Linked DNA regions of Homo sapiens: region 1 is linked to region 2. Evidence: chromatin loops called from intact Hi-C (ENCODE). Cell type or tissue: breast epithelium. All regions are shown on one strand. Links, peaks and the distances in the headings refer to the core of each region. The heading gives the core; the rest is flanking DNA. Region 1 overlaps RCOR3 (REST corepressor 3). Region 2 overlaps HHAT (hedgehog acyltransferase).

Evidence for each region. A loop is a pair of places that touch in the nucleus more often than their neighbours do. Peaks named below come from ENCODE experiments on the same cell type or tissue, not always from the same donor. Only the 100,000 strongest peaks of a DNase experiment are listed, where the experiment ranks them.
Region 1: a loop joins it to region 2, with 23 times the contacts of the local background. A loop is called at or near these places in 1 of 110 quality-filtered maps.

What each region holds. Positions count from the first base shown.
Region 1 is chr1:211,315,003-211,319,403 of GRCh38, reverse strand. RCOR3 (REST corepressor 3) reads right to left here. Exons shown (of 12, transcript NM_001136223.3): 12 at 3,019-4,401. Among named protein-coding and RNA genes, the nearest start is that of TRAF5, 9.6 kb to the left of the region's middle. In breast epithelium, for the core only: no CTCF peak of the experiment used is centred there; no DNase peak of the experiment used is centred there.
Region 2 is chr1:210,475,567-210,479,967 of GRCh38, reverse strand. The region is part of intron 8 of HHAT (hedgehog acyltransferase); the gene reads right to left. Among named protein-coding and RNA genes, the nearest start is that of HHAT, 150 kb to the right of the region's middle. In breast epithelium, for the core only: no CTCF peak of the experiment used is centred there; a DNase peak (open chromatin) is centred at 2,454; H3K27ac peaks cover 347 bases.

The DNA of each region.
Region 1 (4,401 bases), core at 312-4,311, 840 kb before region 2:
CATCCTGAGGGGAAGCATTCCTAGTTTTCTAAGTTTTAATCATGAATAGGTGTTGGATTTTGTCAAATATCTTTTCTGTGTCTATCAACATAATCATATGGCTTTTTTCCTTTATTTTATTAATATGATATATTGCAATGATTCTCAACTGGAGGTGATTTTGCTCCTTATGGGACATTTGACCATGTCTGGAGACATTTTTGATTCTCAAACTGGGGAAGGGGGTTCTACTGGTATCTGGTGGGTAGAGGCTGAGGATGCTGTTCAACATTCTAAATGCACAAAAAAGAATTATCTAACCTAAAATGTCAGTAGTGCTGATATTGAGCAATATTTCATGTGCACATGGAAACAATGTTTATTCTGCTGTTGGGTAGAATGATCCCACATTTCAACTAGGTAAAGGTGTGTTATTCAAGTCATAGGCTGCAATCAAGCTGTTAGCTGGGTTCTGGTCATCTCAAGACCCAACTGGGGAAGGATCCATTTTCAAGTGCACATGGATGTTGGCAGGATTCAGTTCCTGGCAGGTTGTTGAACTGAAGGCCTGAGTTCTTTGCTGGCTGTTAGCAAAAGGCTGGCTTCAGCTCTTTGTCACATTAGAGGTTCCTTAATTCTGCTGGCTTTTGTCATAAATGTATCCCCATCTGCTGGTAGCTCCTCCTCTGGCTTCCTAGCACTGCTAAGGGTTATTTTGGTTTTTCTATTTCTTGTCATTTCAGTAAGACTGGCAGGGGGAGATTATGGGTAAGAAAAGTAAAAGACTATGTCCAGTCTGTCATCTTGAACTGAAATTAATCTCTCATTTTTGCACTGCACTTTAATTTTTTTAAAAAAATGAGCTGAGATTGCGCCATTGCACTCCAGCCTGGGTGACAGAACGAGACTCTGTCCAAAAAAAAAAAAAAAAGTCACAATACATTTCCCTTATTAAGAAGGGTATGGTATAAGTAGACATGTAAAAACCTCTAACATACATTGGGCAGGTACTATATGCCCCAGTTTATATATTCCTCCCCAAATGAGGAAAATGAGGCTCACAGAGATTAAGTAACTTGCTTAGTGGAGTTGGAAAACTCATTGTGTTAAAGGTTGGTGGGCAATTATTTTGCAAATATAGGCCACAAGCCCTCAATGATTCTGATTATTTTCAAACTCTTTTGGAAAAGATGAAGAGGCAGGATATCAACAAAATGGTCTTTGGATTAAAGGCCTCTTCAAGCCAAATCCTGTCAAATAAGAAAGCTGTTCCAGGTAGTAAACTAGACAGATCCCTCAAGAGATACCTTGTGTTGTGGTATTATTCAGCATCTTCTTAGTTATTGGTAACTGTACCTTACAAATAAGATTAAATTGTACAGAATAAAAATTTCACCTTTCTTAAAATAGTCCAAGGGAAGGAAACATATGAAGCATTCTGTGACATCAACTTTGACCTCATTTACATTGTGAAGACTGTTCTTAGATCTCTCCACTTCACATCACCAGCATTTTTTCCTTAGAGACCCTGCTCACCCAGATTCCTGCTTTAGGATTCTAAAGTTTAGATTACTGCATTGTAAAGACTGTTCCGTTTATTAATAAACAATTGTCTACTTTAAACCAAGTAATGACAATTGGCAAACATCTCAACCCAATATTAACTTCTGATCTTCACTGTTTCTCCCTTAGCTATATAGACTTAGGAGAGCAAAAAAGGGCAGATAAAGCCACATGGCCCTTTAGACACAAACTCACACATCTAGGAGCATTCCTTGTCATGTTTAATTCTCAAACTCCATTGTCACTAATATACTGCTGCAGAACATTCCTTCCCTAAGGCAGTTATGATAAAGAAGTTGTGGGGAGTTACACATGACCTACTCTTTCCTAGGTGAAAACAGTTCAGGTACTACCATAAATCAGATGTCAAAAGTTTCTTGTAGGCATTTTCTAATATGGAATGGTTTCTCAAACTTGATTCTTGGGTTCTTTCCGTATTCATTTATTCTGTTATTTTCTTATAAACGATGTAATCTATAATGAATGGCTAAATTTAAAAACACTTTTTTTCTTGTGTGTCCTCTAATAAGAATGTATTTGTCATTTATTTTGGGCATGCACAAAGAGAAAGATAGATTCTTCTTAGAGTTCGAAGTCAGATTACTATTCTTTTTGAGGAGATCCTGACACCCCAGTGTTAACTAGTTAGCAGTTATTAATGTTCATAAATAACCTTTTGATAACAGGAGGGAACATAAAATTAATACAACATACTTAATAACTAAACTAGGTACTTTAACCCAAGTACAGTCATGCACCACACAATATTTCGGTCAGTGACTGCAAATACACTGATGTTCTTTAAAATTATAACATCAGCAGGAAGCAGTGGCTCATACCTGTAATCCCAGCACTTTGGGAGGCCAAGACAGGTGGATCACCTGAGACCAGGACTTCAAGATCAGCCCGACCAACACGGTGGAACCCCATCTCTACTAAAAAATACAAAACTTAGCCAGGTGTGGTGGCGGGCGCCTGTAATCCCAGACACTCAGGAGGCTGAGACAGGAGAACTGCTTGAGCCTGGGAGGCAAAGGTTGCTGAGCCAAGATCCCGCCACTGCACTCCAGCCTGTGCGACAGAGTGAGAACCTGTCTCAAAAAATAAATATATAAAATATTGTATTTTTACTATACCTTTTCTATGTTTAGATACACAGATATTACCACTGTGTTATAACTGCCTATGATATTCAGTACAGTATATTACTGTACAGCATAGGACTGTTGCCTAGGAGCAAAGGCTATACCATATAGCCTAGGTGTGTAGTAGACTTTGCCACCAATGTTGGTACAAGTACAATCTGATTCACAGCACAAAAGAATCACCTAACAGCACCTTTCTCAGACCATATCCCCGTTGTTAAGGGCATGACTGTACTTGCAATTTTTAATATTCTTAAAAATGATAGTCACGTTCTTGGCTTGCTCTCTACATCTATTCCTAAAAAGAATGTAGGCCTACATTAAGACAAAATTTTATATTATTTCACCTTTATTTTATATTCTATTTTACTCAATTGCAAGCTTATTAAGAACATAAAAAGTTTGATCATAACTTACTCTTACCTCATCCATATTACACTAGAATTAAATCATATAGAAAAACATTGTTTCCATTAGTTTTATAAGATGTATCCACAGTGTGGTTTATTTTTAGTTATGTAATTTTAAAAAACCACTTTGGTGTAGATTTCTCAAAAATGATAACCCTGAAATTAATGAAAATTGTCATTAAAAGATTTCTAGTTTTGCTTTTATAAAAATCATTATTTCGAATTTCACAGTGAAGAGGTACTAAATTCCTCATAGAACATGAAATTATATAAAAATAGAAGACATAGACATCTTTAAATCTTTAATCCTTTGATTAAGCAGCAAGCATATCACTCTTCCAGGCCAAACACTGCTTAAACAAAAAAGAAAAATAATGACGTGCAAAATATTTACAAAATATGCAAAGCACACAATAAAGACATCTCACTATATACATGTGTCATATTACTAATGAAGCTAAAGTTTTTCTACTGTGTGCTCTAATGCATGTAAATCAAATTACAGCACATCCCTCAGATACAGCACCTTGGCCCATGTCTGGGATAGAAGAGATTTTTTAATGAATCACAATATACTGAACAGCTGGACAGATGCTGGTGCTGACCAACTTGACTGACATATCCCACATACTGTGTACTGAAGGTCTACTGACAAGAGACAAGACAATAAACGCTGTAAAGGTATAGTATGCACATACGTAAGACAATCTAAGTGCTTTAAAAAATGTTTTAGATATTTTAAGATATTTAACTGTCCCCTGTGGCTTTTAAGGAAAAAATAAGTATAAATTCTTGAATATTAAGAATTTTAAATCAGCTAAATTCAGGGCCAAGAACTATTTAAGATGATTCAATGAGAAAGAAAAGGACCTAACCTGGAAAAAGAGTTTCAAATATGCCAGTACGTAGGGTATTTATGGAAATACACAGTCTAAAATTAAAAATTAAAACTAATCAATGAATTTAAATCTATAGCACTTTAAGGCTGTGGAGCCAACAATAGGGAATACTTTGGGAACACATGATCTTTCAAAACATAAATTAGGGCCTTAGATGTTGACTATTTTGTGAAGTATTCTACACGTGATAAGAATGTGAATGTGCAAACATGTAGCCTATGTCCACTAGTATAGCAATCTAAGTGATCTGTCTGTCCCTTTGCACAAATAATGATTCCAATATGAAATCACTGTATCAAAAATATTAATTACACATTGTTGAAATACTATCACTTGTAAAATATTCTTTGTTAAGTACTTAATGATTATGGGTTGAATTAAGAAGACTTGATGTCTTTTTGTTTT
Region 2 (4,401 bases), core at 318-4,317:
GCTTAGATAAGTTAAGTACCTTGACCGAGGTGACAGAACTAGTAAGGACAGGATGTGACTCCGAGTCTGCTGGACTCCAAAGCTCATGCTCTATTCTCTAGACTACATCATTACATAACTCCCTTAAATGCTTTTTAAATGAATTAAAATATTGCTCTGCTTTTCCAACAACTTTATGTCAAAGTGACGTACAATTATTCAAACAAAACAATTTATTTCACTTATTTTCAGGGAATTAGTGTAATTTCATTTAGTTTTCAAGGTATCCACTGACCACAATATTTACATTTTAAAGACATGACAGTTTAAAGCTAATCACTGGTAAACTGTTACAGAAACCAACATCAAGTAAACTAGGACATGCTATTGGGAGATGACATGGTGTTGTCTCAGGTCTGCCACTCTCCTCTCTGGGCAAATCATTTAACCTAAGCTTTTATTTTTCTCATCAATAAAATGGAGATGACAAAAACAAGGCCTTCTCCGACTAATCTACTGAACCAACAAATGAGACAATAGATGTGGAAATGTTTTTAAACATTCAGGGGCTATGGAGACTCAGTGATGGTCATGCCTGTCTTGTGACACATTACTTGTCAGTATTAACTCCCTGAGGGCAGGGACTCCTCTATTCAGCTCTGTATCATATACATTTGTCAATGGTTGGCCCATAGTAGGTGCTCAATAAATACTCCTTGACCAAAGAGAATTTGGACTTTCAGGTACAATTCATTCTGAGAGGCTCTACAACAAGTCTAAATAGTCTGTAAGCGAAGTATTGATGAGAATAATCTAGACCATCCAAGAATCAAATATGAAGTTACAGAATAATCTGGGGAAAGGTCAAACGATAGGGGACACTCTGTTCAGTGTGATGCTGATAAAACTTGCCCGGGAACAGCTGACAAACTGTTTGCTACTCCTGCTGCTGGCACCTCCACCAGCCACTCAGTGGTCAGAGTACAACAGCCAAGAGATCACACTTTAAGCCCACACGGGTCAGATGGCATGACACAGATGCCACCACTCTGCAAACCCTCTCCCAGATGCTTGTCTCTCATTATGGAGGGAAGGGGTCCAGAAAAATGCTTCCCAGCACCAGAAAAACATTTCATGACACATTCCTCGGGGCCAACAGTTCCAGAGTATCCATCTAAGACTGGATAAATGGCACTTTTGAGGTGCATATATGACAAACTCACACAAGAACAGCCTGCATAGATTTCTTGAGGGCAGGTCCTGTCCCTACTTGTCATAAGGAAAATTCCTTTCTGCCTACATTATGCTGGAAAAGGGCCGAAGAGTCCCTTGTGGTCAAGGCTCCACTAGGAAGATGCTTTCACAGAGTGGGAGAGAATCACTCTCCACCTCACCTAACATCCTTCCCTCTCCTCTGAAGCACAGGCAAGAGACCTAGAACCCTTAGGCTGCTAAAGATTTTCTTAGATTCCAGAGATTCGGCCCCTCACCTTCCTATTTCACCATCCCAATAGCCAAGGACCACAGCCAAATTCCACTTATAACTCTAATTGAAGTCTTTACTCAAACCAGGAAAGGGGCTGGTCCAGTTTCTTGGTTCTACTGATAGGACTCTCACAACCAACAGCCTTGAGGAAGGAAGGCACCTAGGCCACATTTTAGTTGATCATGATTGAGCCAAAGGCAAATATTGGCAAATGATCTCGCTAAAAACTTTCGGAAAATTAAATCTGCTATCTAATAGAAAATGAAACACACAAAAAACATAACATATAAAACCAGTCCCTTGAATTTCCCTCTGGATCAATCCTATTAGAGTGAGTGACCACACAACTCAGGAGGAAATACATCTGTCTCAAATATACCACATCCCACTCTGTAGTAGGAACTCACTTGAGAAATCCTGGGGAACCTAAGATCTTAGCTCTCAGTTTTTTCATTAAAACCAGACTGCAAGAAGGGGACCTAATCCCAACTGCAACATAAATACAAGGAATCTTGGAAATATATTGCTATGACAATTACTGCTACCAATTAAGTCAGCCACCAACTAGACAAGTATTATTTGCAGATTTACATTATGATGACAATGTGTCATAAGATCTGAGCTACTGCCCCCATTACCAAGCCTCTGCAAGTCCATTTCCCTTAGTCTCCTAATGACAACCCTGTTCCCCACTCCCAGCTGAAGAACCTCGATTAAAATAATGCAGCAAGCAACCTTGCCTGACTGCCTCGCAATCACTCACTAATCACAACCCAGGCGCCACCTGTAGGATACCCACGATGTATATTTTAATTAACTTCTTAGCAAATCCTCTGTAGCCTGCAGCTAGCAAGTTTCCCAGAAATGGAATGCCTACTTGAACTTGTCATCTCTATTTCAACAGTAAGGCCATGCCCCTGATGATGCTTTCCAGAAGTCTGGTAGGTCAGCTCTCCTATGTAAATAGTCTCACAGGAAACTAGATCCCTCCCTGCAGTGGACATCAGGTGGGCAATCCTCCAAAATCCACAGAAGGATGCCTACAGGACTCGGCCAGAAACCAGGAACTGGGCATTTCTTCCTGAATGGCAGAGTCCCTCCCCTGTGGGCTTCTTACACACAAAAAGCAACTCTAGGGAAACAGTGGGAAGAAGGCAGAGAAGGGGAGAAGTCATATACAGGAAAACTAATTGGAGGCCAAATGCATCCTGTGACAACAAATGGGGCAACTCATTTTTCCCAAGTTTTTGTGGCTGTAGATCAGTTGCCTTTATATGGTTTGAGCACCTGTAAGTCGAGCTTCCCTGATTCCTTACCTCCTCCAAAGAGCTGCCCTCCAGCACCCTCCCTGCCTTAGAGCTGGTCAACAAGTTTGTTGTCACCTGTCTCTTCAGTCCTTTTGTGGTCCCATCCCCTGGTAAAGTCAGTAAAAACTCCCATTTAAGTTCTTCAGGGTCCTGGTCCCTGTGATCCATGTGAATGTAAGATATTGAATATTCAAACATATTTACAGTTACTCATGGCCATCATCCAGGCAGTCTATGGAGCCGTGGCATGTCAAGGAGGAGAAGTCCTGAGAAGTCATCTGGCCCAGTGACTCTCAAATGTTAATATGCATACACTGTTCATAGGAGATCTTGCTGAAAAGCAGATTCTGATTCCATGGGTTTTAGTTGGCAGCCAAGATCCTGAATTTCTAACAAGCTCCCAGGAGAAACTGATGTGGCTGTTCCTCAGATCTTACTTATGACACCAAGAATCTAATGCAAGGCTCTTGCTAAATACCAAAACACTGGCTGTGTTAAAGCAAAATATCAAATACAAAACAGTAAGGTATAGCAGTCCCTGGCCTCCGGAAGTTCAGTGGTATTTTGCCTGATATTAGAAGGGTCCAGAGAGTGTGCCCTATGGTACTAAAAAGCCAGCACCCAAGTCATGGAGGTTTGTAAGAGAGCTGCATAGGCTGGACTGAGGAATGAAGACTTGTTCTGCACTATTGCCAGTAAGGTGAGTGAGAGGAATTTCTAATAGAAGGTTGGAGCCAGGCTTATACACCATGCTAAAGAATAAAGCATTGTTTGCAAGCATGACAACCAGAGAATTTGTCTTAACTTTTACCCTGCAGGTAATTACAGTTTGTGGTTCTTAGCAGAAGACAAAGTATTCATCTTATTCATTAGGTAAGCAGTTGGACAGTATCAGAGAATTTGTTAGTATACCAAGAGAAAGTCTTTGAATGTCTGTACAGACAGGTGGATTAGAATAAAGATGACAGTAGGTCTGCATAGCAACACAAAACAAATGTTGTCTGTAGCTGTAATCGTCTGCAATCTCAGGACTCACAAAAAGGATAAGAAAACTTCTGCCTTTCTTCTTGGTCTAACAGGAAGAAAAAACCTATTCACCCACAGTGCTACAGAATACGCAAATTTTCACATGCTCCTCTATGAGCAAACACACTTATGGTTCAAAACCTTATTAAGAGGATTAGGATTTAAATGCAGTTAGCACATACCAGCTCTGTGATCTGGGACATATCAGTGTCTCTGATTCTCATTGATGATAATATCTAAATCCTTACTTAACAATATAATTACACAAGAATAAATAAGTTAATCCTAACAGGGATTTTTTTTTAACTAAAACAATGAATTTTGTTCTCAGCAATCCCTCATTCCTAGTGGTTGTCTGGCTGCTCACAAATTCAGAATCAAATCTAATGAGTCAAAACTTATTTTCCTCCATATTACAAAAAGAATACGCCATTCGCCCTACAAGGGCTGGGCCACAAGGCTTCCTTCCCTAAAGAAGAATATGTCATCAAGAGAGAATAGGAAGATGAAACAAAAAACCAATCCCTTGTGACACAGTGAACCATGGGAAGAAAAAGAAAGAGAAAGAAGAGGATGAAATTATTCAGTCCCATGTTCTAGCTT